Regions from separate parts of the Mus musculus genome. Here region 2 is linked to region 1. The links are chromatin loops, found by intact Hi-C in ENCODE. Cell type or tissue: gastrocnemius. All regions are shown on one strand. Links, peaks and the distances in the headings refer to the core of each region. The heading gives the core; the rest is flanking DNA. Region 1 holds the start of Mapk12 (mitogen-activated protein kinase 12). Region 2 holds the start of Dennd6b (DENN/MADD domain containing 6B).

Region 1 (2,898 bases), core at 117-2,616:
AGAACAGAAGTGGGAGGGACAGAACTCACAGGTTCAGGAAGAACCATATCTAATAATAATAATAATAATAATAATAATAATAACAACAACAATAACAATAATGTCCCTGGTTGGGAGGAATGCTCTGATGGCTAGCAATGGTGATGCAAGAGGCTTAGGAGTAGCCATATGCAGGTAGGACGGGAAAGGAGATGCCTTCTGTATGGGTGTGAAGAAATACACACCCACAACACTAATGGCGATGCTCTGCTCCGTAAATCCCTTTATCCACAGAGACCCAAGGCTCTGGGATGATAGAGCCAAGGCTGCACACCTCGAGTATCCTGCCTTGCCCTGAATGCCTAGGATCCTGTATGTCTGGAATAGAAGACTCGGGTGGTGGGCAAAGGGAGACTAGGGTAGGGTAAGGAAGTACCCCTTCCAGGAAAACCCTCCTCACACCAACCTGATTGTCCAATCAGGTTTTGGAGTGAGACCTGAGGAATCCTTAGGCCTAGACCATAACCTGACCACTGCCTGGGCTGCGAAGGTAGAGGTGGACCGAAGGTGAAACCAAGCAATTGAAGAAGAGGCTGAAATTGTAGTGTCACCCAGAAAGGGATCTGGGCTCTGCCTCTGCTTTCCTCCTGAAAGTTGTTGAAAGTTTACCCAAGCTGGGAGCTAACTAGGTAGGAGGTACCAGGCCCTTGGAAGCAGAGACTGTGGGCAGGATTTGCAGGGGAGGGCAGGATGAGAAGAGGCCAGCGCACAATATCCGCATCTGGGGCGGGCTTTAGACTCACGTTCTCGTGGCGCATGTGTTTGAGGAGGCGCAACTCTCTGTAGGCGCGCTTGGCAAACAGCTCCGACTGGAAGGGCCGGTACAACTTCTTGATGGCCACCTTGTTGCCAGTGCGGCTGTCTACTGCAGAGCTGCGGGGCGGACGGCTTGGCTAGCGAACCGGCCCCGTAATCGCCAGCTGCCTCCTGCCCTGCCTGCCGCCCCGCCCGGCAAACGCTCACCACACTGCACCATAGGCACCAGAGCCAACGGGCTGCAGGTCTTGGTACACGGCGCGCACCTCCCAGGCCGTTTTGGTCACCTCCTGGCGGTAAAAGCCCTTGCGGGCGGGTGGCGGGGAGCTCATCCCCAGCCGGAGCACCGCGCCCCAGGACCGGACCCGGGATCAGGGGCTCCGCCCGCGCGCCCCGGGTCACTGCGTGGCAGGGCGTACTCCGCGCCGGCTACCCGCCTGCCCGCCTCTGAGATTTTCCTTTGCGGGCTCTTCTCTCGGGGTCGCCACCCTGAACTCTCTATAACCGCCAACTCCCACCCGACCCTTGTCTCTGGCCCGCAAAGTGGTCCCTCCCGGCCCACTGACCAACCGGCCCCCAGGCCCTGAGCACGTGACACCCCCGCCTGCCCTCGGCCCCTGCGGAAACCCGAGGAGGCCTCCGGGGTTGGGCGGAAGGCTTGGAAAGGGGGGGTTGTGGGGGAGAGCTGCTCCATAGCTCAGTCTCGACCTGAGATGAGAGGAGGCGTTGAAACACCCTGGCCAGCCTACACCCTCGCTAGACTTCTTGGCCCTTGGGTCCTAGCAGGTGCCTCTCTTAATTCCAGCCTTTCCTGTCCTCCCAGAACGTCGGACCCATTCTAGGCAACTTGAGACCACCAGGTTCTACTCAAGCCCCAGGTCTGGTCCACCTGCCCATACACCAATCATACCCCATCCCAAATGGTTCCTTTTACTGGCTCAACTCCCCGTCTTTCCCAAGGATGCCCCGCCCCTGGGGCTGATCCGTTCGCCTCCTTCTATATGGAGGAGGGATTTGGTTCAGTCTCCCAAACGTCTCAGGTTGCTTCCCCAGCCCCATTGTTGTGGCCACTGGCTCTCAACTTCCCAGTCTAAGATCCAGAGGGATGGGTCCTATCCTATCGGCCCTTCTAAGACTCCTTCACACCTCTGTTCCACCCACCCCAATCTGGTATGTGGAGTGGCCGCTTCAAGCATTGGACAGGACTGGTCTCTGTGCTTTCCACCTGTTGTCCAGCTTGGTCTTTAAAGCCCAGAATGAGCTAAAAGTGTGCCTGTCCCCGAAAAAAAGGGGGGATCCTTACGTGCTCATTCTCTCTGGGGTCCCGTGTAGACCTGAACCAGGTGCTCCTGGAGGGTCAAGCCAACATCCCTCCCAGAGCTGAGTAACCAAAGTCTGTTCCAGGATCTCACTGGCTTGACCAGTAGTAACAAGATCCCCAGAACCCCCTCTCTCCCCCTCCCTCCAAGCCTGCCTGCCTGCTGCCATGAATCAGCAGCTCAAGGCTAGCCAGAGCAACTTTACACCTGGGCTGCTGCTGGTGATGTGGTACATCCGCAAACTGACAAGAGCGAGCAGGGCAAGCTCAGGGCCAACACTCAAACTACATCTGCCTGGCTCCTGTGACCTCCGTGCCCTGGGAGGCCTCCAGACACCCACCCATACCACCCAAAAAGCTCCCCAGTTCCCCTCCTTTTCTGTAGGGGACTGATCTAGACCAGATTTTGGTACTAGGGCCATGTATTTGGGTTTGCTCCCGCTCCCAATCCCCCAACTTTGGACTTGGCTCTTGCCTTCTAGGTCCACCCCCCCACCCCACCCCCGGCCCCAACCTCCACCGCTGGACCAGTTGCCAGACTCAGATCTCTGGCGGTCCAAGATTCAGGACATAGACATGACACATGAGCTGTATCCTGGGCTAAAGTTGCCTTTTCGCCTTAGTCAGGAAGGAAAGCTATTTCCCATATCCTGTCCAATCCCTGAGGAAGAACAGATCTTTTCTCTAGGGACAATCCCCAGCCTCACCAGTAAGAGGGAGCCAAGTCTGTCCACCATTCCTAATGTACAAAGTCCCTAATGTGCAGGGACCAAAGTGTGCTGGCT
Region 2 (2,898 bases), core at 257-2,756, 55 kb after region 1:
GTCCTCAAAGTGAGTTCCAGGACAGCCAGGGCTATATAAAGAAACCCTGTCTCGAAAAAACAACAAAAAAACAAAAAAACAAAACAAAAAAAAACCCAGCCTGGGGGCATAGCTAGTATTTACCTAACCTGCACAAAACCCTAAGTCCCACCCCCAGCACCCCATAGGCTCAGGTGTGGTGGCACACGCCTGTCATCCCAGAATTATAAGGTAGAGACAACAGGATCCTTGAATACAAATGAATATGACATTAGTCTGGGCTATATGATACCCTGTATAAAACAACTCTACATCCTTTCTCCAAAAAAAGCCTTTGGGATTTGCTTAGAATTAAGTTCCTAAATGGCTATCTTTTAGAGAACAAGAAATGAGAATGCATGGGGTGGGGGGTGAGGGGGCGAGGGAAGGTTTCTTTATTGGAGACATGGTCTCTTTACATAGTCCTGGCTGTCCTGGAACTTCCTATATAGATCAGGCTCGCTTCAAACTCACAGAGATAAGCCTGCCTCTGCCTCTTGAATGTTGGGACTAAAGGTGTGCGCCACCACACCAGGTTTTCTTTTTCTTTTTTCCCTTTGGTTAAAGGAAAAGTCTCTCAACTTCTGTTGTAACTCTACAGGAAAGGATCTACAGTGCAGAAAGTGGGGCTTTTTAACCAAGGCTTTGTTTGGTTTTTTTTTTTTGTTTTTTCAAGACAGGGTTTCTCTGTATAGCCCTGGCTGTCCTGGAACTCACTCTGTAGACCAGGCTGGCCTGGAACTCAGAAATCCACCTGCCTCTGCCTCCCAAGTCCTGGGATTAAAGGCGTGGGCCACCACCACCGGCTCATAGTCATTACCTTAACTGGACCTGTCAAAAGCTTCATTGAGCCTGTAACACTTTCTTCCTCCTCCTATCTTCCTGGTGGTTTTGTGGGTTTTGCTTTTTGTTGTTTTTGTTTCCTTTTTTAAAATTATTTATTTATTATATGTAAGTACACTGCAGCTGTCTTCAGACACACCAGAAGAGGGAGTCAGATCTTACGGATGGTTGTGAGCCACCATGTGGTTGCTGGGACTTGAACTCAGGACCTTCAGAAGAGCAGTCGGGTGCTCTTACCCGTTGAGCCATCTCACCAGCCCCCTCCCTTTTTTTTAAAAGACAAAGTCTCACTATGTAGCCTTGGCTTGCCTGCTCCAGGTTGGCCTTGAGCATAGAGATCAGCCTGCTTTTGCCTCCAGAGTACTAGATTAAAGAAAGACATGTGCCACAATGTGTTCTCTCTCTCCCCTCTCTTTCATTCTTTCCTTTCTCTTTCTTTCAACAAGGTCTGATTCTATAGCTCAGGCTCCTTTGGGACTCTATCAATCCAGACTAGCTTCAAACTAATCATCTTGCTTCACCAACCTCCCATCCCCCACCCAGTCCCCGAAATGCTGGGTTTGCGCGCACTACTATGCCTGGCTGATATTTTCATCTTATCTAGTAGAAGAGAAGCTGCCTTTCTTTGTAGGTGGGTAAGGGGGATGGAGGCCTTCAGACCACAGAAAGACCACATCAAAAGCCTAAGACCCTGCCCAGCTGCTCACAGCTGGTGACCAGATGCCAAAGGTTGAGAAGAGCTCAAGACACAGGAACCAAGCAGGGCCTCACAGGGTCTGGATCTGATTCTAATTGAAAGACAAGAGGAATGCCAGAAGCGAACTACCAGTGACACTGAAGACTGCAGCAGACCCAGTGTGAGACCTGGGGGCGGTGGCGGGGGCAAGGTGGGGGGAACCCTAGGACTCTGGCTTGAGCAACCAAGGGGCTGGAGATATGTTTGCCTCTTTGGAGAAAGGTCCATGTTAGATGCTGCGTAGGATACATTGATGGACAGGCAGTCAGGCTTTACAGATCTTTCCTTCCTTGGCCTGGGAAGGGTTTCTAGAGCTCTGAGGAAGAGGCTCCTCTTGGAGAGGTGACAGGCAATAGGAAAGAGGAGGTCTCTAAGCTAGTCACTAGCCGAAGGAAGTGGGGGAAAGGTCAGCCTGAGGGTGCAAAATATTCCGAGAGGCTCCTAAGAAGACCCTAGACCAAGCAGGAAGGCTACAGGCGAAAAGTCCTGCTTCCTGGAGGGTGGGCGCCCCGGGTAGAGAAACCGCGCGGCGGCTTAGAGGAATGGGAGGAAAGAAGCAGGGGTGCAGGCGAGAGAAGGGAGGAGCGTGAGGGGGAGGGGCATCGGGAGAGGAGGGACGTCCGGAGAGGAGGGGCCTCTGGAGAGGTTCAGGCCGCCGAAGGAGAGGTACTAAGACAGTTCTGGAGGGTCAGCCAGCCCATCAGCTCACCTCTAGCGCCTGGCCCAGCTCCAGATCGAAGGTGACCACGCACACACACTCCAGCCAGGCAGAGAAGCGCGCCCAGGGCATCTCCGCGGTCCGCGCCGCGCGGCCGGAGGACGAGGATCTTGTCGCGCCTAGTCCTCCGCCAGCTTGCCGGGGCCCGGGACCCACCGGCACCTCCATGGTAGCAGCTCCAGCGGTACCCGGGCACGTTGCGGAGAAACGCAGGGGTTCACCTGGGCCGCCTCGGAGCAGTCGAGCTGCCGCCGTAGGCCAGAAGGGCCCCGGAGCAGCCGCGCGCCCCCTGGCGCTAGAGGAGCGTCCGCCCTAGAGTGTCGCCTAACGTACCAGCGAGAAAGGCCCCAGCCGGTTAGAAGGGTCTAGAGATGGAGGCGCTTCCCGATAATGGAGATTGCGTGACCCGGGTCGGCCAGTAGGTGGCTAGTGTGGCCCTGCATCTGGCAGAAGAGAAAGGGCGGTTCCTGATGTCATCTCTGCCTGGCGTATGGATTGAGGGACTCTGGGCGTATAGTGGTGTCTACCAGGGGTGTCTGGGCAACATAGAATTATGTTGGGCACCACCCCCCCCCCAGGGGTA

Evidence for each region. Hi-C counts contacts between places; a loop is a spot of excess contacts. Peaks named below come from ENCODE experiments on the same cell type or tissue, not always from the same donor. Only the 100,000 strongest peaks of a DNase experiment are listed, where the experiment ranks them.
Region 2: it touches region 1 in a loop (2.4-fold over the local background); 15 of 42 quality-filtered maps call a loop at or near these places.

The regions. Positions count from the first base shown.
Region 1 is chr15:89,139,346-89,142,243 of GRCm38, forward strand. Mapk12 (mitogen-activated protein kinase 12) reads right to left here and starts at 1,358. Exons shown (of 12, transcript NM_013871.3): 1 at 1,003-1,358; 2 at 783-912. The coding sequence starts at 1,127. In gastrocnemius, for the core only: a CTCF peak has its summit at 1,063; DNase peaks (open chromatin) are centred at 1,010 and 1,347; H3K4me3 peaks cover 2,351 bases; H3K27ac peaks cover 2,500 bases.
Region 2 is chr15:89,193,913-89,196,810 of GRCm38, forward strand. Dennd6b (DENN/MADD domain containing 6B) reads right to left here and starts at 2,562. Exons shown (of 20, transcript NM_027081.3): 1 at 2,307-2,562. The coding sequence starts at 2,483. In gastrocnemius, for the core only: no CTCF peak of the experiment used is centred there; DNase peaks (open chromatin) are centred at 1,463, 2,233 and 2,645; H3K4me3 peaks cover 1,298 bases; H3K27ac peaks cover 1,417 bases.